3 separate regions of the Mus musculus genome follow, and regions 2 and 3 are each linked to region 1. Evidence: chromatin loops called from intact Hi-C (ENCODE). Cell type or tissue: heart. All regions are shown on one strand.

Region 1 (8,000 bases):
CAGCTACTCGGGGCGCCACGGTCCTCTACCCCTGCGTGGTGTATGACCATGGGCCCGAGAGCGCTCTTGAATAAAAAATCCTCTTGCAATTTGCAGCAAGACCCGTTTCTTGTGGGTGATTTTGGGGTGTCACCTCTCCTGAGTCAGAACATGGGGGAGTCCTCACGTTGTGGGTCTTTCAGGAGAACCTCTGGAAGGGCAGCCAGTGCTCTTAACTACTGAGCCATCTCTCCAGTCCCTGCTTTACTGTGTCTCAACCAAACTACAATACGAGGTTTTCTGGAGCTTCCAAAACAACAACAAAAACCAAAGCAAGATCCCTAAACTAAGTTCTTTCTTTCTTTCTTTCTTTCTTTCTTTCTTTCTTTCTTTCTTTCTTTCTTTCTTTCTTTCTTTCTTTCTTCCTTCCTTCCTTCCTTCCTTCCTTCCTCTCTCTCTTTCTCTTTTCTTTCTCTCCTCCTCTTTTCTTTTCTTTCTTTTCCTCCCCCTCCTCCTTCTCGTTGAGTTTTCTCTGAAGCTGAGAGTGACCTTGAGTCCCTGATTTCCTGCTCTTCCTCTCTTCCAAGGACGATAATGTCCTGGGAGTTGGGTGGGGCACTATCTCAGCCAGGCTGTTTGCGGCAGCAGTGCAGGGACCGGTGGCTGCTGTGCAGCTCTTCTTGGGGACAGCTGCCTCGGACCTGAGTTACAACCAGCAAAATGGCCTAAGAACAACATCTGTGAAATCAAAGCGGACCTGGGCTTTCTCTTTCCCTTTATGTGTATTACGTAGCAACATTTTCCGTGAGCATTGTTTCTATAATGAAAGGAAACTTTTCATTAAGAAGCTATAATCTCATCTCTCTTTTTGTCTTTGTTTCATTTTTTGGTTTCCTGAGGTGGATCTCCTATTATGTAGACCCAGCTCTGTAGACCAGGCTGGCCTTGAACTCACAGAGATCCACTTGCCTCTGCCTCCCAAGTGCAGGGATTAGAGGTGAGCGCACTGTGCCCTGCCTCCCTCTGTGTTTTTAGTAGGTTAAACTGTCTCAGAGCAGTTGTCTATGAAGGCCAGGCACAACACAGGCCTGTGGTTCCAGCTCCTTGGAAGGCAAAAAGATTATTTGAGCCCAGGAGTTCAAGGCTAATTTGGGCACCGTAGCCGGACTGAGTCTTTAACAGCCAATTGGGCATCACACACACTAAAATTGAAACAGCACAGAGAAAACAAGTGTGGGCCCTGCCCAAGGATGCAAATGTAAACCCATCTTTATTTTAAAAAACTGACCAACCAAAGAAACCCAGCAAGGGAACAAAGCGATTAGAGTCAAAGTCTCCCAAAGACATTTGTCCTGGAGGGGATGGTAGGTATGAGGTGACTCACGGTACCCTCTACTAAAGCTTGATACTCTGTTTTTAAAAGACAAGGGTTGTAGAAGCGATGTTTTAGGTGGAAACTCAGTTTAAAATAATCCAAAATGAGCACATCTTTGTTAACTCTCTGTCTCTGTCTAACTTATTTCTACTTTTTTGAGAGAGGGTTTCATCATGTAGCCCAGACTGTCCTGGAATGCGTTATGTAGACCAGGCTGTTAATTAGCTCTCAGTGGATGCCTTTTCTTGCCTCTACCACACCGGTTCACTCTTTGACAAGTCAACTGGATTAATCTGCAAGTGCAGTAATGCAGCTTTAAATGTAATTATTTCGAATCTGTTGTCCTATTCCTTTGTACACACGTATCAGAAGGCAAAGTGAGTCATTGAAAAGCCACGGAGGAAGCATTGTGAGTGAATGGTGAGCTCACTGTGACTCACAGTGTGGGGAAAGAAACTGGAACTGACCCTCCAGCCTCAGAGCAGAGCTCCTCAGAGCTTCAGCAGTCTGCCGGATTTCACAACCATCTGGGCCCAGGGGGTGTAGAAGGGGGAGGGGCTCCTGGGATAGGGGAAAGGCTGCCAGGAGGCCACCTGCCAGCCTCAGCCTAGCTTTGTCCTGGAGGGAGAGTCCTCCCTGTGTCTGTTTCCTTTGCCCCAAGTCCACTGGGATGCAGTCCAGAGGTGTGGCTGAACACAGAGGGCCAGTGCCTAGTTTCACATTGATGGGTAAAAGTAGGGGCTGCTTCTTCTCTTTCTAAACCGGCCATTCTTTCTCTGGATCTGGCTGCCGCAGGGGCATGCTCTCTAGCCTTTGGTCCAGGTTTCCTGGAGAGCTCAGACCTCCAGGGCTCTGGGGGAGAACTCTGCTCAGCACTGCAAACCTATACGTCCTGTTGGCCTGATATATTTCCATTGTTGGAGAGTAGAGTGGTGTGGGCTAGAGAGATGGCTCAGCTGCTAAAGGCTAGGCTCACAACCAAAATATAAGGGAGTAGAGGTGTGTTTTCAAAACTCAGTATTTATTCTGATTTTAGTGTATGAGTGCTTGCTTGAATGTATGACCACAGAGCCCATAGAGGTGTGGCTCCTGTGGAACTGCTGTGAGCCACATACGTGCTGGGAAGGGAAGTCTGCCCAAGCAGCCGTGCTCTAAGCCTGAGCATCCCCTGGACCTCACCTTACTGACCCTGTTCTGCAGACATGAAGGGTTCTGCAGGTGGAGTAGATGACCTGGAAGGGAAAGTAGAGGTGTGGCTTGGCATGGTGGCACACACTGGCTATCCCAGGACTAGGATGGTAGAGGCAGGGGGACCTTAAGTTTGTAGAGGCTTGGACTACATTAAAAAACAAAAACCAAATAAACACCACCACCACCCTGTCTCAACACCAACACTGACAAGCAAACACCTGGATTTGAGGCAGACCTGGTCTGCCCGTTGCTTCCCATGTGACTAACCCAGGACACATTGATCAGCTGAGCATTGAGATCCTTATTTGAAAAAGGAGGCTCCTTACACCTTCGCCCCTTCACAGTGCAGGAATCCAACACTCAGGACCTGAACCTGGGCTCTTACAAATATGTTCAGTCTGAATTCTAAAAAAGCATTACTCTGACTCCCCAGATGGGGCAGAAGGAGCATTGCTGCATGTAAACATCCTCTTTCCTTACACACGAATTCAGAAAACTGATAGGTACTTACAGCACCTGGTGGCAAATCGTAGCTATGCTCAGTAAGACCAGATGCTAGATGGCTCAGTGGTGAAGAGGACCAACTCCACTCCCAGTACCACATCTGGGGATCCAGAACCCTCTCCTTCATCTGCAGACACTGCACACATCCACACAAATAAAAATAACCAGGGCTGGAGAGAGGCTCACCAGTTAAGGGCACATACACGTCCATGTGCTAACTACTGCTTGTAGCCCTTGCTCCAAGGGACTGGATGCCTCTGGTCTCTGCAGAAAGGTGCACATACCAACCACCCCTCTTCACATCACTAAAAATTGGAAAAAAAGCCGGGAGTGCTGGAGGCACTTTAACCCCAACTGTGGAGAGGCAGAGACGGGGGTAACTCTGAGTTCATGGCCAGCCTGGTCTAAAAGCAAGTTCCAGGACAACAGTTATATAAGTAAAATTCATACACATACATACATTCACACACACAGAAACATACATACACAATCATACATACATATACTCACAGACACATACATATACACACAGGCACACACACATAAACATATATTCACACACTCACCCACATATATACACATTAATACACATATATACAAACTCACATATATACATACACATACATACACTCACACATAGACACACATACACACATATACACACACACAGACACTCACACACACATACACACATACATACAAAAACACACACTCATACTCACAAACACACACACACAGACACATACAGACACATACACATACACACACACCTACACATATACACTAATACACACATACACACACACACATACACTCTCTCACACCCATTCACATGAATCTAATTGTGATGCTCAAAGGAGGAGAACAAAGGACATGCTGGGGAAGACTAAGCCACAGAGGAGAACCACACTGCTCTGTATTCTCCAGGGATACAGAGTGGCAGGGCTGTAGAGGGAGAAGTGAGGGGGAGGCTCAGCTGCTGGCTGTTCGTTGCGTTGGAACACTCTGGCATCAGCAGTTTCACAGAACACTCCAGTAGGTGTCTGCACAGGAAGTACTTTTCATGAAGGGAGGCGATTGTCAGGATGAATGGGACCAATTCACTGAGCGGGGTACAGCTCAGTGGCAAAACCCTGGCACATGCAACCCAGCTCCACAACACAACAAAACCAGCAGACAGACCCACGACCGACGGACAGACTGATGGACCGACCAACCAACCAACCAAAACAGCAACTAACTGAACAAAGCAAATGACTGTTTTCCTGGCAAAGCATTTATTGAAAGTAACACTTCAGGGTAAACCATCTTCCGGAAGGCACACAGCTACGCTGACCGGTGAAGAGAGCCAACAATTTATAAGATTCCATTATAATAACAATTGCCAAGGCACCTGCATTACAACCTTTTAAATATTTTAAAAAGTTAAAATGACGTATCAGTTGATATTTTAAATGTAAAATCCTCCTGACAGCATTTGGAACAGCTAAGAGCTTAACAGAATGATTCCTGCCTCAATGATCTGTTGACAGAGCAGTCTTCAAAAATAGAATTAAAATTGTGAACAACATGACCCAGCCTAGGTCCAGGGGAAGACTAGGAGTCAAAACACCCTTTCTACAGTAAAGGGCACATTTCAAGATGGCAACTGCTGTGTCATCGTTTATTTTGATTTATGGACTGTATCAAAAATCCTTGAGACAAACTACCCTAAATGCACCCTTGTTTCTCAACTGCAGTTTTTTTCTTGTCCCAGTAGATGGCAGTAGAACACCATCTTTCATTGCATAGGGTCCATGAAGCCGGGAAGCTAAATTACAGGGAAGGCTCTTACAGGTCAAGTTTCTTCAAGGCCAAGTTAGTGGGATGTAGGTGGCAAAGAGAAGACAAAAGATTGATCCCAAGGGAGTTTACGGTTAAATGGGTGCTGGCTACAGAAGACAGAAAGACGACCAATGGCTGTCTGGTCCCAGGAAGGGAGCAATGAAATCCTAAGTTTCAGAAGCATGTACAGGGGGCATGAATCTAGATGCACTGGCTTCTTGACTGAGGCCAGGAAAAATAAGTCATTAGCTCCTAACGAAAATGTTAACAGACTCATCTAGTAAGCAAAGAATGACTTACAGTTGTTCTTGAATTAAACATTAAGACCTATCCAACAGGGGCAACACTGGTAAATAATCTAAACACCAAACAAGGACTATTAAGGTAGGACCTGTGTTGAGAAGAGCCAGCTTTCCCTACTGGTTCTCTGCCCAGCTCCCCTTCCTGTGGCAGAGACCAGTGACTGAACTCCAGCACCACAGACGCAGACTCTAAACGGCCAACAATACAGGCTGTTCTTACAGATGCCTATTAAAGCATTCTCAGTAACCGGAAGGGACACCTGTTTCTTTACCACCACTTGCTTTTGTGCATACTCACTAGACTTCCTCCATTGTTTCTATTCCTTCATTCAGGTTTTTAAAAAGTTTATGTGCATGAATGTTTTGCTTGTATGTGTACCATGTTCCTGCCCAGTACCCTCAGAAGCCAGAAGAGGGCGCCAGATCCCCTAGACCTGGACAGCATGTGGATACTGGAACTAACCAGGGTCTTCTACAAGTGCAGCATTTTCCACCTCTGAGCCATTTCTTTGGCCCAAGGTGTAACCCAAGAGTAACCTCTAATTCAACTCCTCCTGTCTCTGCCTCCTCAGCACATCCTACTGGCCAGCGCCCCCTCAGACAGTGATTAGAATACATCTGGACAGAATCTGCTATGCTATTACAGGAAGTAGAAATGCCCTTTGCCTTCCTGTATTCTTTTTGGAGACACCCTTGCTCTATTGCCAAGGTTAGTTTTGGACTCTTGGACCTCCTGGACAGCTGGATGGATTACAGATGCCTTCCGTTCTCAGGGGTCCCTGTCTAAGTCCATACTCTGGAACAAAGAAAGCAGTTTTTTTACAAATAAGTTTTGCTAAAGGAGAAAAAGTGGACAGCTCTCTAGATGCTATAGATGTTCACAGCATCTTGAGGGTTCACCAGAAGAAACACCCCCCCCCCAGACAGAATCAATTCAAAGGAATAAAGATAACAAGAAAATACCTTTATCAGGAAGAAAAGGACAAAAAGCTCAATCTTTTGGAGCTCGGAGGACAAGCCCCAGCTGGCAGGCTCACCAGTGAGTGGTTAGGACACCCTGCTGCGCTTAATTGTTTTTAGCACGGTAGGATAGGGTACTTTATGCTACCACCCAGCTGTGAGTCCCCTGGCTCCTGTCAGCTTGTGTCACAACCTAAGAAGAAAATAGCAGCTTTAACATCTCCCTCACTGGCCTTCCACTAGTCTACAGTATTTTTGCTTTTTATAGCCCCATGCCCTACCATGAAGACTGGACTATATATAAACTCTGTCTCCTCCACTTTCACTCATGTAAAGCAAATATGGAGGGAGCACGCTCAGGCGTGTGGCAGAGGCCAGGTGACACCGACCTGCCAGGCCGGTGTTCATCAGAGTCATGAGGCGTGTGCCCAAATCCTTCCCCACCCAGAAACATTTTATGATATTCTTACCATTAAAGACAACGGCTCCATTTGCTGAATAGGGAGGGCTAAGCAAAAAAATAAGGCTTCATGGCTAGAATGCTGAGCTAAACTAGGTTCAACACAGTGAACAATGCACAGATACAAGGTAATACATGATGACTGACATTTGCTGGGCGGAATTGTGGCTACTGAAAACTTAAACCGAGAGCCCTGCACTACACATAGAAGCCAAAATGATTGTCAGTGCTGTGAGAACAGCCTTCGTGCAGGCCACTGTGCTCCACTGAGGAGAAGTCCCTTTCAGCCTTTTAAAACAAAATCTCGCACAACCCTTTGGCTAAGGTCCGCTGACACAGGAGCAAAAGTCTTCCTACATTTCAGTCAGGATGGCCGGGTGAGGGAGCCGAGGATGGGGCTATGCTTCCCTAAGACATCTGACCAGATGTTTTGTTGGTGGTGGTTTTTGTGTTGTTTTAGATTTTCAAGACAGGGTTTCTCTGTGCAGCCCTAGCTGTCCTGCAACTCTGTAGACCAGGCTGACCTTAAACTCACAAAGACCCACCTACCTTTGCCGGGTGCTGGGATTAAAGGTGTATGCCACCACACCCAATTTATGGTTAATATTTTTTTGTGCATCTGAGAAGCTACAAACCTTCAGTTTCCACTGAGGGTGGAACAGTCTTGAGATCCAGTTTATAAACCTGAACACGAAATGTTCCTCTGGTTCTGGTCCAGCCCATTCCCACTAGCACCTACACACAGCGTGCCCCTCCTGTGGGATTCCCTACAGTACACAGATCACGGATAAGCATGCGATGATTTAGTGTCCTAGAGAGCAGAAGAGACAGCCTCAGACTACAATATTGTTCAAAATGTTTCTGTAAGGCACATATTGGCTTGTTCTGTCTGTACATCAGGGGCAATCTTTTCAGACCAGCGACTCAGTTCATACAATGGGATCCCAATTTTGTTGTAAAAATTTTTTGCCAAAAATTACAAAGCAAATCTAATTTCAGAAAGGAATCTTAAAGATGATTTCATGCAAAAAAACAAAAAAAAACAAAAACAAAAAAACCACAAAGAAAAAGGCTGTCTCGAGTGCTATGTAATTATCCAATAACAAAACAGGTGTTGAGCTCTGTAGAATTTTTTTTTTAAATCAGAAATCAAATCTTTGGAGTGCACTTAATAACGATCAGAGTTATAGAAAGGATGCCACCTCTTGATTACACTGGTAACACTTTCATCTGGGGGCCTCCGTCCAATTTCTGCTCATATCACTGATTTACTGCAGAAGGATAGAGATGTCCAGAGAAATTGAGAAAGCAAGTACTTAGGAGAGCCAACCAAATAATACTCTTGTGAAGTCCTCAGGTTGTGAATGCTGTGTGAAGGCCACAGCTGCATCAGGACGTGGAGAAA
Region 2 (8,000 bases), 130 kb after region 1:
GAGGGAGGAGGTTGCAAGACACAATTTCAGATGCCTCAATGAGACCTCCAACTTAACTCTTGCAACGGGATATTAGGAGGTTGGTGTGGGGGGGAGAACACTGATCTGGTCCGTGGGTCAGTCAACAGGGTCTGCAAGAGAGAAAGTGGGGACTGAGGGGCAAGAGACTCGAAGAATGGAGACAAGACAGGTTATCTGATCAAGGATCAAGTATCAAAGTCTCAAGTCTCGTTTATTGGAAGGCAGCTATGGGTATATATGTACTAGCTGGAGACACTTAACCACAGGTCCAGGATGTATAGGAGAAAAACAAGATGTTATCTGAGTGTGTTCAACTGTGGTGGGCTTCTTGCAAAAACATCATGCTAGGAAAACAAGTCTCTCGTCAGGGTGGACAAGTACCACCTGTAAGTAAATAGCCCGAGATGGCTGCAGAGATGATAGCTGATTTCTGCTGAGAGTTGGCTCCCAACAGAATACCTTTCCACTTACCCCTCTAACTACCCTCCTAAAACTGGAAAACACAGCTAAAAAGTGGGCAAGGGCACTTGTCACTGACTTGGTGCTTTGGACATACATGTGATGGAAGAGAATGACCTTCTGCTGATCACGGCATGTGCAGGATGGTATATGCACCATTACACCCCATAAACAAACAAGTGTAAATCTAGAAAAATAAGCAAATGATATTCAAGAAACAAACACAATACTGAAAGTGAGGAAAAAGACAGGACGTGGGGTGTGTGAGATCAGCCCTCTGAGTGAGTCAGGCTCTCCACTACATAGTACAGCCCCTTTAGTCTAAAACTCTGTCATGTGGATAATCTTGACAAGCAGAACTTAAGGCTGGATGAGACGGAAGTTCACCTCCTCCCAGCTGAGGGAGGAGTGTAACAGCAGGAGCCATCTCCATGTGGTAAGAGGGCCTCAGTGAGTTACCTGTCAGTCACAACCCTGACGGACCAAAATTTGGGTACAGGGACTCTAGAGAGTTGCCATCTAAAAATGTCATGTGGTCCTCCCTCTTCAGTTGGCACCCAGGCTCACCTGGATATGGAGACAGGCAGGGTCTCATCACCACTACCAGTGGTCCTCTTACCTTCCCCAGGAACTGCCAGAGGCAGCCTCTAAGGACACCTTGCCATGAACAGCCTGATGGGGAGCAGTGGTGACAGAGGTCATGGGGTGGAGGGCAGTACATGAGGTGCTGTCTCTGACGTGCCTCACAGCCTTCCTGACTCTCCTGAAGGCTACAAGAGCTGGGCCACCGCCTTCTGTTTCCCATCAGTCATGACTGGGAATCTTACTGTCCTAATCACTTTTGTGGTACCTAACCCTGGGCTCCTCAATTCCCATGTGACCACAATCTTCACCTTTCAGCTACATGATGTCTTTGTCTAGTGACCCTACCTATATCACTATTATATAACATGTTTGTATCCATCAAACCCTGAAACTCTTTTCTGGTAGGTGGAGAGCATTTTCTAGTAGTGGCTAGATAACGATGGGCAGCATATTCAGAACCAAAGCCCATACAGACAAGACCATCCCTGGTCTTCTTTCTGCGCCCATCCCACAGGGCTTGGGACAGAGGTGTCATGGTGCTTGACATGAGTAGCCCAATCACATAGCTCAACAATGGGGGCTGTAGGAGATCCAATTAGTTTTTTGAGTGAACTTAGAAAGAAGACATTTTCATTTCAAGGTTAAAGTCAGTTTCTAGATAAATTACTTTTCTTACACTTATTTTATTTTTATGTGTATAGGTGCTTTGCCTGCATTTATGTCTGTCCACCACATGTGTGTCTGGTGTCCACAGAAGGCAGAGACCCTACCTCCCCCCAGAACTGGACAATGTGACACAATAGTAGCCACTGTTCTTATCTGCTGAGCCATCTCTCCAGCCCTAACTACATTCTTGATTTAAATGGCTATTTTCAGACAAAATCTGGGAAATATATGTGCGTAGCTACAAAGTAGTTGAATAAGTTATAACAGCCTCACACTGTGGAACATTAGTCACAATTTCTGAACATCTGTGTTGGATACATTTGCATTTTTACTACAAAAAATTTGTATATGTGAAAAGTGTAAATGGTAGAGTACATGTAAGTTAAGCTTTCTTCTGTTGAAAAGAAAAAACCTGGTTTGGGGGGGGGGGGAAGAGAAGGGAGAGAGAGAGAGAGAGAGAGAGAGAGAGAGAGAGTGAGTTCATATATGCACAAACACTAGAATAGGCACAGAAGAAATGAAACTAAGGAATTTACTCAGTTATTTCGGGGAGGTAGGACCAGAGAAGGAAACAGAACATGTAGTGCTATCTCTGACGTGGCTCACAGCCTTCCTGACTCGCCTGAAGGCTACAGGAGCTGGGCCACAGCCTTCTGTCGTGACTGGCAATCTTACCATCCTAACATATAATATCAAACATGGCTCTTCAAACACCATTCTAATCCTGCCTTCCATCTCTAGGACCAACAGATAAGTCCTTTGTCTTTACCATCTATGATCCATAGGTGCATACTGTAGTATATGTAAAAAGTGCTTTCCTTCAAGTCAGATGCCTGCAATATTTTGAGGGAAGGTAGACACACACACACACACACACACACACACACACACACCATTAAGAGCTGGGGAGATGACTCAGTGAGTAAAGCGTTTGCCACACAATCTTAAGGACCTGAATCTGAATCTCCAGAACCCAAGAAAAACAAAACAAAACACAGTGTGGTATAAAAATCAGTAATTGTGAGACACTTGAGGGTATAGGGGACCAAGAAGAAAAATTCCTGGAAGCCTGAGGGCCCAGTTCCGAGGCTGTCCTTTGTCGTAGAAAGAAGTACAAGTGTGCCTGTACATCTGCAACATTAAAAGTTGGTTGTTGGAGTAGGGTTTTTTTGGTTTGTGTTTTTGAGGCCATCTACACAGCTTTGGCTGGCCTGGGACTCAGAAATACCTGCCTCTGCCTCATGAGTACCATCATACCCCCCAAATTACAACACACACACACACACACACACACACACACAGTAGTAGAGCATTTGCTTATCAAGTGTGAGGCTATTGGTACATCCCATATAGCTTTTTAAAATTTTGAAGGATAAACCTGGGTGGGACATGCCTGCAATTCCAGCTCTAGGGAGAAAAGACTGGTGGCTTGCTCAAGGGCAATCAAGGCAACACAAGACAAGTAGAAACTGCCTCAAAAGCAAACAAACCAGCATGGTCAAACCAAGGCAAGGAACAGTCCTAATCCCACCACAGGGTCAGTTTCCATCCCCGCTGCTTTCCAGAATGACAGATCCAGTGCTGTGCACAGCATGAATCCTCGGAATCTGGGTTTTTCTGTTCAGAACGTTGCAGCTGGGGCTCATGTACGACATCACAAGTTCATTTTAGTGCTAAGTAGAATTCCACGAAGCTTACCCAGTGCGCTACAGAAAGACACCCTTCTTGGCCATAAAGCAAAAGACTTCCCCCTGCTGGTTAGTTGAGATAATTTAAATTTCTCAGGAAGTTGAAAAAGCAAAGAGGATCATGAGAAAAGTTGCTCATGTTGGGCTATAGCGGCTCAGCAAGGCATCAGGGGTCTTAGCAGAAAGAGAAGGGGTGTCTGCCCCGGCCTGGGTCCTTGTCTGGCTTAGACGCTGGTCTATCTTCTGACCAGCCTCCTTCCTGAGACTGCTCAAAGCTACAAGAACTAACTGAACAGAAATCCCCAGAAGGGCTGGCAGTTCGGCTTGAGAAGGAGAACGTGACCCTCGTAATTCACACTACGCGAGCCAGATATGAGGGTGCAGACCCCGCGGGCTTACCTGTGGGTCCCCTGAACCCTTGAGACATAGTGCCGGCAAGGCCCGCACCTGTGGCCGTAAGATGGCTGGCTCCCCAGAGTTCACTTTCGTTTCCTTGAAAAGGCTTCCCCGCCCAACTGTTGGGCCAAGAGGAGGGAGGGGTTTGCTCCCGGTAGCCGAGCAGCAGCATCCTGCCCACCATAAGGGCTGGGCCGCCGTAGTCCACGCCCACCGCCTTCCTCACCACTCCACCTCCACTAGCAGGGCACTATATACGTTCTCTGAGAGCTTGGGAGCTATTTACTTCACTGACAAGCTTATTTTTGTTCACGGTATTTTGGAAAGCTTCACTCAACAGCGCCCTCTCCGCCCTGTGAGGAAGTTCCTTTTCCGTGTTTAATCCCTACTGCTTGCGAGATTTACAAGTCTGTCCACTCCTAGAGTGACCATTGGCCAATGCCCTGTCCCCACTAGCCTGTCCTTCATTCCCCCTGTTGGCTGCTCCAAACTTCCTATCTTTTTGTAGATAAAATTCTTTACCTTCACGTATTCTGTTCTTTAGCCTAGAATGTTCCTCCCCCTTTCCTTGTTTTGTTTTTGAGACTTCAGAGGAATTCCACTTCCATATCCCTGGGTACCTGATGCGTTTGTACCAGTGTCAGCACCCAGCACATGGTGCAAGTAGGCCAGCATATGGCAGTCTGGGCATCTAGTGTATGCTACAACGTCAGCACCCAGCAGCACACACAGTGTAAGTAGAAGCCCCAGCATGTAGCAGTCTGGGCAAGATGGATGGCTCAAAAGTCACTCCCAATCATGTCCTCCCTGTTTGGTATAGCTGCCTGCCTTCAGTGCTCCCGGGGGCACTCCAGTGGGCAGGGCTGTTCTCGCCTATATCCCCTGCACAGTGAGTCCCAGACAGTCATAGGTGAGTGGATAATAGTGCACTCTAAGTAAAACAATTTGCGGAACAGAAACTTGGGGGGGGGGGGATAAAAAATGGCAATCAACACAGGAAAAGAGCTCAATCTTGTGCCATCAGGGAAACTCAGGAAAGGTCACAGTGAGTAGGTGTTCTTGTCCACTCACCAGTGTGGCACCATTAACTAGCACATAGGAGGACCAAGAAGGAGCAACCCCAGTCACTGCAGGAAGTCATTACTTAGAAACACACCCCATGGTTTAACCATTATATGCATTTAGCAGGATAAGCTACACAACACTGAAAGCAATCAAACTAAAATAAGCAGATGTTCCCACCTTAGGATATTACACAGCAATTGAAGTAAAAACCACAGCCAAATGCAGCAGATGGGAAACAATGTAACAATACTGAAAGAAGACCTCCTGTCCCAAACCAAGCAAAACCAAGGTCAATCATGTATTGCACAAGACAGGTTCAAGTCCAAGGCATTCTAAATGGAAGGAATGTTCTGGGGGCTAATGATCCACTGAGGACCCGCAGACAGTCTCATTCCTAAACTTTGTCTCGCTCCCTTGATAACTGTCCTAACTCTCCCAGCCTCACTAGGTGGCACCTCCACTGCAACCTGGGGCTGTTTACCTTTTCCAGGTTTTCCCCTCAACTGGAGGGCCTTGGGAACAAACAGGTGACAGTCCTGTCACAAGCAGCTTACTTCCCTAGGAGCTTGGGAGCCTCCTGCCAGGTTCCAATTCAGAGGGCTACTCCTTAGTCACCACCCAAATAACTAACTCAGTTGTGTCTAAAATAAGGTATCACAACCTCCCCCTTGGCGCTTGCAGGCCAGGAAGATTTATTTATTTTATGTATAGGAATACACTGTAGCTATCTTCAGACACCCCAGAAGAGGGCACCAGATTCCATTACAGATGTTGTGAGCCACCATGTAGTTGGTGGGAATTGAACTCAAGATCTCTGAAAGAGCAGTCAGTGCTCTTAACCACTGAGCCATCTCTCCAGCCCCGAAACATTCATTTTCTAAACTCACAGGGCCTTCCCCAGCAGTCTAACTTGCTCAAATAATCTGGGAGGCTTTCAGGAGACAAAAGAATGATGTATCACCTAGCTATACCGACCCTGAGAGATGTTCTACAGATGTTGATAGCCACAACCAGCTTTTGGTTTTGTTTTGTTTTTGAGACAGGGTCTCATACAGTTCAGGGTCACCTAAAACTCCTCCAATATACAGCTAAGGCTGACTGACTCTGAGCCCTTATAATTCTGTCTCTCCCTTCCAAGGGCTTCTAATTTTGAAATTACTAGAAAGCAAGAACTGTTTTGGGTAGCTGTCCCCCTTCCCCCCAAAAAAGAGGTCTCCAGAAGAAGGGACATCCTTTTATTACTGAGTCAGAGTTCTCCAGTAAATGAAAGGAAAAGACGTGTATGCCAGTAAGGTTAGTGGTTACATAATAAAGTTATAATATTAACGACAATGCCAAAACAACTGTCAGAACAACAGCTAACAGTCCTGTATAGACCATTCCGAGTGCACATCACGCACATTTAGCTTCATGGGCAGCCCACAAAATAACTCTCTAAACCCTATGGCTCTATGTATTAAATCCTGTCTGGTACTCAAGCTGTTTGTCCTATGCAAGCTCAGTCCTGTGAGTAGTACTTGGTCAGCTGCTGGGGTGGCTCTGGCCAGTAGAGACTCAGCTATTGGCCCACATCTGGGCCCCTCTGAGTTAGGACTCAAGGTAAGGGATTCTCATCCACTGTTTTTCCTTCCTCTTCTCCCCCAGTCCCAGCCTGAGCTCTGCTCAGTCCTAGCTCCTGCAAGACAATGGCCCCATCTTTAGCTTGTGGAGTAAGTGTTGTATGGGGTCAGCAACAACAGACTGGGCCCTGAGTGCTGCAGCATTTCTTGGAAAACAGGTGGATTTCACTAACAGCCAATTTGCCAGATGGACAATTCATAAAATAGCCAATATATGGAATTTACTTTTTCTCCTTGTTTTTTGTTGTTGTTGTTTTGGTTTCTTTTTTTTTTTTTTTGAAGACAGTTTCTCTGTGTAGCATGGGCTGTCCTAGAACCCACTCTGTAGACCAAGCTGGCCTCAAACTCAAGAGATCTTCGTGCTCTGCCTGTTTCTCCCTGTTCTTAATTGAGTAGTTTTTATTCCATCTTCCTAACAGAATTTAATGGTACCATGATGCTGTCTCTTACTGTCCTAGAGCAGAGATTGAGGAGGAACCTGGGTTGGGGAGGGGCCAGCAACACTACAGGGCCTTTCAGAGCCCCTGCTGGCTGACTACATAGTTCCATAGCCTTCCCTGCAGGGGCTCTGCCTTTCCTAACTCCTCTAGTCTTTATTTTCTTGGAAACAGAATTCCACCTTGTTGCTCAAGATCCTCCAGTCTCAGCATCCTAAGTGCTGGGATTACAGGTGTGTGCCACCATACCAGGCATTTTAACTTGGTTTAAAATGTCACTTTTTCACCATTGACAAGTTCACAGAAATCTCCATCTACACACAGAGGAAAAGATCCTCTGAAGTCGGAGGCAGTGATGGAGATGCTGACATTAAAGACGACAGTGATGCAGCCCCAAGCTGAGCAATGCCAGTAGCCACTAGGAACAAGCAAGGCCAGGCACTTCCTCCTCCAGAGGCAGCTCGGTGCAGTGACACCCAGCAGCCTCCAGAGTGGAGTGCTGAGTCACCTGTCTGCAGTATTTAAAGCAGTTTGGGGCACACTGGCCTTGCTGGGAAAGTGCACACACTCAGTTTTCCAATACATACTTCAAGCAACTGCCGTGCCCCATGTAAAGTGTCATCAACACCTATAATGCCAGCACTCAAGAGGCAGAGACAGGAGGTTCTCTACACTGATAGAGCCAAGTGTTTAAGGCCAGGCTAGGCTACACAGTAAGCTCTGTCAAAAATAAAATAAAATAAAACTGAAAATACTTAATACTGGTTTGGGGACTCTTTGGGTACTTTCACAATCTAATTTTGATTCTGGAACCTACCCTGGCTTCCTCCAAAGTGTTCTCAAATCTGATTGGGTTACTGCTGCCTTTTGAAGGTTACCCATTACTCTTAGGATAAAGGTTCAGGCCCAAACAGTGTCTGCCACATTGTATACTGTTGGCTTGGCCCGCCTTCCATCTTGTTTGCCCAACAGTCAAATCACACTCCTTCAGGCTTGAAAAGTCCAGCCCCAGTTTTCTGATAGTTCCTTTCCAACACCCGGAGATAGAAGGCATATAAAGTTTA
Region 3 (8,000 bases), 520 kb after region 1:
ATAATAATGGTACCCATATCCTGGAGGGCCTGAAAGTGGCTAACTAGTGACCAGCATATTAAAGGTATTAACTTAGTCGGGCGGGGGTGGCACACGCCTTTAATCCCAGCACTTGGGAGGCAGAGACAGGCGGCTCTCTGAGTTTGAGGCCAGCCTGGTCTACAGAGTGAGTTCCAGGACAGCCAGGGCTACACAGAGAAACCCTATCTCAAAAGACAAAAACAAAAACAACAACAAAAGCATTAGCTTGCTGGCATTTCCCCTGGCACGGATAAAGACTCCCCCTCTCCAGGACTGCCTGTCTACCCATCCTCCGAAGCATTCCTGACAGTCTGAGAAGCTTTAGGGGATAAAAAAGAATTCTTGAAAAGCCGGCAGTGGTGGTACATGCCTTTAGTCCCAGCACTTGGGAGGTAGAGGCAGGTGGATTTCCGAGTTTGAAGGCAGCCTGCTCTCTAGAACGAATTCTAGGAAAGTCAGGGATACACAGATAAATCCTGTCTTGAAAAACTAAAGCAAAATAAAACAAAAAGGAAAGCCATACACAGGGAAGTGGTCCTATCTGACAGACGCCCTCATTGCTTGCCTTTTGTCCTTCTAGGTCTGTGACAGCAGCGGGCACTGCCGCTGTGAAGAGGGCTGGGCACCTCCAGACTGCATGACCCAGCTCAAAGGTAGCTAGAGGATGGGCCCGGGGTATTGGGAAGCTCTGACCATCTCCTCTCTCCTTCGTCCCCTTCCTGACCCCTTTACTCTCTGTCCCTTGACTCTGTGACTCCTGAAGGTGTCTCTGGTTCCTCAGCACCTCACTTCCTCCCTATCCCTGCTCCTCTCTCAGGAGAGAGTTCTTAGCCAGACCCACCCTCAGTTTGGACCTCTCTCCATAGCAACCAGCTCCCTGACCACAGGCCTGCTCCTCAGCCTCCTGTTGTTATTGGTCCTCGTACTACTTGGTGCCAGCTACTGGCACCGTGCCCGCCTGCATCAGCGGCTCTGCCAGCTTAAGGGATCCAGCTGCCAATATAGGTATGAACATCCTGTCCCTGCTGCTGTTTCCTTCAGTCAGGGACAGTCCTGGAGCCCTGATTCTAAAGGCCCCAAGACATTCAGTCCTTACCCCTTGCTTCTAAGTTCCAACTCTCAGATCCTGAGTTTCCTGACTACCATTCCTACACACCTACCTGTCATCTCTGTGTATTTCCCTTAACTTCACCCCCAGATACAAGGGCCACTTCTCTCAGGACCCCAAGGCAGGGGAAAGGTAGCCTTCTTCCAGGATGCTCAAGCACACACAACTACCCTCCAAGGGCCAAAGGGTTCAATTCTCCCAGATCAGCAGGTAGGTGGCTAGTCCCATTTTTTTCTTTGGCTTTCTTCATACTCAGGGCACCCCAATCCTGTCCTCCTGAACGACCAGGACCTCCACAGCGGGCACAGCAGATGACAGGCACTAAGGTAAGCCCTGGATGCCAGAGGAAAGAGGAGTCCACATTACTTGTTAACTCGGGCCTTAGAGGTAGCACTAAGGGTTCAAGACTCAGAAAGACTTGGAGTACTCAGTCAATCCAAGGACTCAGGACCAGTAAGTAGCAGGCAGAGAAACAAGGACAGCCAGAGTGGGTGAGCCAGTCACCACCAGAAGGCTCTGCTGAGCTCTTTCAGCTGGCCCAATCAGTGGCTTTGAGAGATGGTTCTATCCATGCCCTTCACAGCGACCAGAGCCATGGGATAATGGGGCCTTGTGCAAAAGGACCTTCCGTGTGCTAAGATCTGATAAGGCCCAGGACATCATGTGTGAAAGGATGCCAAGTGCCCAGGGCCTAAGCCCTCTACCTTTAATGGCAAGAGGGTGTGTATGGAGTCAGCCTGCATGTCCCCTCCAGCACATGCCACTCCCCGCATGCAGCTCAGTGACCTCACTGCCTCTGGGGCCCTGCTGCCCTCTCTGAACACTAACCCCTTTCTGCCCACATCTGTCTGTTTCCTCTTGCCTACTCTGCCTGTCTGCTCCTCCTGCCTTCTCAGCAAGCTAGTGTGGTCAGCTTTCCAGTGCCCCCCTCCAGGCCGCTGCCACCTAACCCCGTGCCCAAGAAACTCCAGGTAAATCTGGGCTGGGCCTTGCCCTGGCTCAGGACAGGTGGGAGGTGTGGTGCCCAATCGCAGTTCTCATCCCTGCTTCCCCCCAGTGGTGTTCTTCATTAGGAGACCAGGGTGCCCCCTCAGCCTTCAAAGTCCCAGATGCAGCAAAGGGTGAGCCTCCCGCCATGGTCTCTACTACCACCTGGTGGTCTATAGTAGGACTGCAGCCATCCAGGGACTCCGTGATCGATCTGCACCTTCCTTCCCCGGGGCTCTGCGCATGCTCCCGTTTTCCTCTGGACACTCCCACCCCCACCCTCGGCTGAGTTTGCATGTCGACCCCTGGGTAGTGTCTGCACGCTCACTACCTTGGACCATGCTTTCCAAGCCACTGCTCCTCTCTTTGTTCAGGCTGCGCTGGCTGACCGATCCAATCCCCCCACTCGCCCTCTGCCCGCTGACCCTGTGGTGAGGCGCCCAAAGGTAACAGTGAGGGGGAACAGGACATTGCCTCTCCTACCTAGAGCAATGGTGGCAATGGGAGACAGGTTGCCTCCCTCTGTGCCTGACGGCATGTATCCCAGTGGCACCTTTGGTAGTGACAGGTTTGTTTGGAGACAAAAGTGACCACTAGCACGGCTCTTAGAACCCCTACATTGTGGGTGAGAAACATGACCTCTTTCCAAACTGGCCTTCTTTCTCAGTCTCAGGGGCCTACCAAACCCCCACCCCCAAGAAAGCCACTGCCTGCCAACCCACAGGGCCAGCACCCACCAGGTGACCTGCCTGGCCCAGGAGATGGAAGCTTGCCGCTGGTGGTGCCCTCCAGGTAGGTGAAGAGGGTGTTGCTGAGGTTAAGTGACTTGCTGCCAGCGAGGCATCTAGGCAGGAGTTCTGACCATTTTCCTTCTTGGCTTTTCTAAACTCCAGGCCAGCTCCACCACCCCCTGCAGCATCTTCGCTCTACCTCTGACCTCTGGAGATTTGGCTGCCTCCTTCTCAAGCTCTAAGACTCAAAGAAATGGAACCTCTGCCCCAAACACTAGAGAAGCAGGAGAACAGACAATCTGGTGTCCAGCCCTAAAGAACCACCAGGCGCTGTTAAGCAATACCTGGGGACGCACTAAAATAGCTGCAGCGGGATGCTGGGGAGGGGCCGAAGCCGGGGCTGGAGTAGGTGGCGGAAGGACATGGACACTGTCTATCTCTGCTCTGTTGTAATAAATGTGAGATCTTGGAATGTGTCTGCTCCTGGAAGCTGGGTAGTTCCTGCTGTTTGCAGGTCTGGCCACTAGGAGACGCTGCTGGGTCAAACCAGGGCCTGTAGAATAGGATCACTTCCCAGAAAGGGTCAACAAGAATGTGTCACTTAGGATGCCTCTGGCTTGCTTCTGCCCAGTCTGGGTCCGATGGCCTCTGGACTCCCAAGTTCTCCCCAGCAATGCTGCTCAGCCCCCACCACAGCTAGAGACAAATGACCTAAGTCGTCAGACCTGCATCCCCACCCTCTGACCAGTGGCTGGGAAAATGGATCTAACTGGTGTTCTCAGAGCCCTGAGCCTGGGTGGAGCAGGGCAGCGGCTGCTTGGATTCCAAGGCTTCACACCTGCCTCCTCCACTTCCCTGCCCCCACCTGAAGGTTCCAGAACAAAGGTGCTTTGTGCTTTGTACTGATTGCTACCACCTCATCATTTAGACCTCAGGACTGAGGACTCCTGGGAGAGAGGTGTGTGCGGATAAGGGGCAGGCTGTGTCCCACAATGGTCACCCAGCACGATGCTCTAGAGGAATGTCAGGGGTGTCCCCAGAGCCACTTCAGTCCTTCCCCTTGTACCATCTGCGTGTGCAAAGCAAAAGAACAATGCATGGAAGGTAATTCTGCTTCAGCCTCCAAAAGTATCTGGGGTATCAGGTGCTGGCCATCATGTGTGTGTGTGTGTGTGTGTGTGTGTGTGTGTGTGTGCGCGCGCGCGCGCGCGCACGGCACCTATGTACACACTTTCCTACCCCCAAATAGGAACTTGCTGTGTGCTGACTAGAATGCTGGATTCTTCTATGGGTGTACTTCATGTGCCATCCAGCTCTGACCTCCCAGACTTCAATGAGGCTTTCTACCTTGAACCAATGAAGACACAAAGGACAAGATCTAAACATAAACCGAACCGGCCCTCTTAGGTGGTGCTGCATGAACCCCGTGGCTGTAATCCCAGCACTGGAGAGGATAGAGCAGGAGGATCATTGCCAGTCTGAGGCCAGCCTGGCTTATAATAGAAGTTCCAAGCCAGCCAGACTTTAGTGTTAAGACCCTGTTTTAAACAAAATAAAGTACAACATAGGATTTGAAAGAAGACAGCCTTGGTAAAGTGCTTACCTGAGTTTGGATAACCAGCACCCGTGTAAAAAGCCCTAAGTTTAGTGGTTTATTTCTGTAACCCCTCCGTGGGTGGGAGGGGTGAGGTGGGGCTAGGAAACAGGAGCACCCCCTCCTACCCCGACCCCAAGCTTACAGGACTGCAAGCCAAGCCAATCAGGGTTCAGTGAGAGACCCTGTCTCAAAAAATAAGGTGGAGAAGGAATAGAAGCGCCGACACGTACACACACATAGAAAACCAAAACCCTCAAGCATTAAGTCCTTAGTGGAATATCCACCATGCCACCCTCTTCCAGCACAGTGAGATAACAAAGGGACGCTTTGGCTAACCTGGAGCGCTCGGGGCACAGGAAGCACAAAGGGTTAACAAGAGTTGGCGCTGAGTAGAGAGGCGGAGACAAGTTTTCATTGGTGGAAAGTTACCCAGGGCTGTGGTCTAGGAGCCTCCACACCCCTCCTCCGTTCCGTACCCCCCACCCCCCTCCACTTTTGTACCTTTCTCGCCGGGACAGAGAAGTGGGCCGGGACCAGCCGGGCCAGACCAGACTGGACCCCAGGGGCGATGCGGCTGCTGCCCCTGCTGCGGACTGTGCTCTGGGCCGCGCTGCTCGGCTCGCGCCTGCCGGGGTGCTCCAGCCTCCGCCACCCAATCTACTGGAACTCCTCTAACCCCAGGTAGCACGGCCGAGCGAGGCGAGAGCCGAGCTGGGCCCGCGCGCTCCCAGGCTGTGCGCGCGCCCGCTGCTCGCCTTTTTGCAAGGCGCTGTCTGAGCCCTGCCCAGCCGCGCGATGGGGCTCCTTTGTTTGAGCCGGCGGGGGAGGGGCGAGGCGTGCCCGGGGGTCCCCCCCCGCCCGAACGTGTGTGTGGGGGCGAGCGGACCACCCTAGTCCTGAGGGTGGTCGGTTGGAGTCTGAGAGCAGGGAGCTGAGGGGGCCTGGGCCCCGTATTCCGGGTCCCGCCCCCCTTTTCTAGGGAGCCCAAACCTCCGGCGGGGCAGGAGCTGGGGTGGACCGCTGAGAACCAGGGAGGGATTTTTACCCAAGTGAAAGAACGTTGAGTTCCTCTCTGGTTCTGAGAGCCTCTCGGGCCCCTGGATATCTCTGCTTCCATCTTGATCTTATTTCTGTCCAATCCTGGCCCTGTTCTTCCATCTGATTCACCTGTGGGCCAGTCATTTGACCTTGCTCACCTCAGTTATGTCATCTACAAAATGGGCTAATAATACCCAGTACCCTGGGAAGCAAGTGGACTGACTGAGGTCAGGCTTGTGGAAAGGAGTGCCGCTGTACAGATTTCAATGCTTATTTCTTCCCCTCTGCTGAGCTGGCTGCCTTTGAACCTCGGTATTTTTTGCTGTTTGCATCCTGCTTCCCATTCCTCCCTGCCTCTCTGCCTTCCCCATCTGTTTTCCTTTCTGATTTTCTACTTCAGACAATCTGTGGCTCTGTTCATTTATTCACTAACATTTGATAAGCACATACTCTGTGTGTGTGTCAAGACCAGTGCTGAGCTGCTGGGCTTTACCAATGAAACCCTGCCCCGTGGGAGGCCACAGCCCCCCAGGGAGGGCAGGCCTAAAGATAGTCATTCCAATACCAATACCGGGTGATAAGCGCTATTGTCCTGGACTCTGACTTCTTCTATCTCAGTTCCAGACCAGTCCCTCAGCCCCCAGCTCTTGTGTTTCTAGTTCATTCACCAAATTCACAAGTATTTCCTGAGCTCTGGCTTGGCAGGGGGTGTTTCTCCACACCCAGTGTGATGAAGCATACAAAGATCCTATCTCCCCTCTGTTCCTGGTTCCTTCTCTGGCTAGTGGTCAGAGCCTAGCCCAGGAATCCTTCTAATCAAGAGTCGACACAGCAGGTGGTTCTTGGCCACCCACTGAAGGATGTTTAGAGGCCTTTTCTAAATCATGCTTTGTTGTGTGCGTGCCTGTGTTGGACTCATTCGGTATGTGGTGCTTGGGGGGTGGCCTGTCCGGCCCTTCTCGCCTGTCCTGGCCCCTTCGGGCTGCTTCTGAGAGGAGAGGAAGAGAATCTTGATTGTGTGGAGGGGACTGTCTTGATAATGAGCATCTACTTGTCTGCTTAAGAAAGGAAGCTGGACTGTGTGTGGTGGCCTGTAAATCCCAGTCTTTGGAAGGCTGAGGTCACACATAGGGCTCACAGCCAGAGGACCCTCCATCAGCCCCTGCACTCACTCACACATACCCACATACACATTCACGCATAGCTTAAAAAAATGATAAAATGAATGAAGACTGAGGTAAAGCAGGAAGATAGTGAGTTCAAGGCCAGCCTGGGCCATATAGTAAAATCTGTAAAAAGTGAAAAAGCGCCCACCTACTCATTTTCTTTTCACTGTGGGGGGCAAGAGTCTACCTCTCGCTGTGATGACACTGAAGACCCTCCCAGCTCCTGCTTCATGTCGGTAACTATTCTGTGGGCATATATCTGTTCCCTGCCTCAGTGTCCTGGCAACGTTCGTCCTCTTAGCAAGCACAGATGGTAGGCCAGGCCCCATGGGGGTGGGGGGGGGGGCAATAGGCTGCAGGGAAGGTGCCCCTATAGATAGGGTATGGTGATGGTCTCCTCGACAATAACAAGCCTTGTGGGCTGGGCACTGCAGCTTCTAGCCTTGCTAACACTGACATGATGGGCACATTTATCTATCAAGGAGAGGTTCAGTCTGGGAATTGGCGCAGGCATGTAAGCTCAGCTACTTGAAAGGTTAGGACAGGAGGGTCGTAGATAGGTTCAAGGCCTGCCTAAACTATAGAGCCTGTGCGATTTAGCAATACCCTGTTCCAAAAAAAAAAAAAGCTAGTTATAGCTCAATAATAGAACATTTGGTTCAATCCCAGCTACCAAAAAAGGGAGGACATTTTTTTGAAACGGGGTGGATCTCTCTTAGAAACTCATGTATTCCTGAACTATTCCATCTCTAGTGGGTATGACAGAGGCAGGCTCAGACCCCACATGTGCCCCAGTGGTCCTATGCTATAGCCTATCAGCCAACACTCCCTTGTGCCCACAGGTTGCTCCGAGGAGATGCCGTGGTGGAGCTGGGCTTCAACGATTACCTAGACATCTTCTGCCCACATTATGAAAGCCCAGGGCCCCCAGAAGGCCCGGAAACCTTTGCATTATACATGGTGGACTGGTCAGGCTACGAGGCCTGCACGGCAGAGGGGGCAAATGCCTTCCAGCGCTGGAATTGCTCGATGCCTTTTGCCCCTTTCAGCCCTGTTCGATTCTCAGAAAAGATTCAGCGCTACACACCCTTCCCGCTGGGCTTTGAGTTCTTGCCTGGAGAGACTTACTACTACATCTGTGAGTGCCTCTGGGGGAAGGTGGGGGAGAAGAGTGGGACTTTGCCTTGTGTCAGAGACCTCTAAAGTAAGGAGAAAGGAAAGGCTGTGGGGAAGGGAGCTGTGGCTCCTGATGCTTAGAGAGTTGGGTTGAGCTTGGGACGAGGTTAGGGAACAGCTCAACTGAGTCTGCAGGGAAGAGTGTGGAAGCCAGGAAGGACTAGGGAAATGCTGAG

The links. Hi-C counts contacts between places; a loop is a spot of excess contacts. Peaks named below come from ENCODE experiments on the same cell type or tissue, not always from the same donor. Only the 100,000 strongest peaks of a DNase experiment are listed, where the experiment ranks them.
Region 2: it touches region 1 in a loop (5-fold over the local background); 8 of 42 quality-filtered maps call a loop at or near these places.
Region 3: it touches region 1 in a loop (1.8-fold over the local background); 2 of 42 quality-filtered maps call a loop at or near these places.

What each region holds. Positions count from the first base shown.
Region 1 is chr3:89,855,150-89,863,149 of GRCm38, reverse strand. She (src homology 2 domain-containing transforming protein E) reads right to left here. Exons shown (of 6, transcript NM_172530.3): 6 at 4,304-8,000. Among named protein-coding and RNA genes, the nearest start is that of Gm46811, 13 kb to the left of the region's middle. In heart, CTCF peaks have their summits at 4,799 (motif pointing right) and 5,590 (motif pointing right); DNase peaks (open chromatin) are centred at 1,959 and 2,649.
Region 2 is chr3:89,726,657-89,734,656 of GRCm38, reverse strand. Adar (adenosine deaminase, RNA-specific) reads right to left here and starts at 3,939. Exons shown (of 15, transcript NM_001146296.1): 1 at 3,819-3,939. The coding sequence starts at 3,846. In heart, CTCF peaks have their summits at 3,505 (motif pointing left), 4,153, 5,606 (motif pointing right) and 7,412; DNase peaks (open chromatin) are centred at 3,376, 4,016 and 7,410; H3K4me3 peaks cover 1,571 bases; H3K27ac peaks cover 1,084 bases.
Region 3 is chr3:89,334,963-89,342,962 of GRCm38, reverse strand. It overlaps Efna4 (ephrin A4), which reads left to right and starts at 4,935. Exons shown (of 4, transcript NM_007910.2): 1 at 4,935-5,125; 2 at 7,491-7,786. The coding sequence starts at 5,013. It overlaps Adam15 (a disintegrin and metallopeptidase domain 15 (metargidin)), which reads left to right. Exons shown (of 23, transcript NM_001037722.3): 17 at 602-674; 18 at 888-1,026; 19 at 1,386-1,455; 20 at 2,026-2,100; 21 at 2,491-2,562; 22 at 2,784-2,908; 23 at 3,010-3,323. The coding sequence ends at 3,052. In heart, CTCF peaks have their summits at 2,291 (motif pointing left) and 3,374 (motif pointing right); DNase peaks (open chromatin) are centred at 2,152, 3,282, 5,042, 5,182 and 1 weaker place; H3K4me3 peaks cover 4,123 bases; H3K27ac peaks cover 3,187 bases.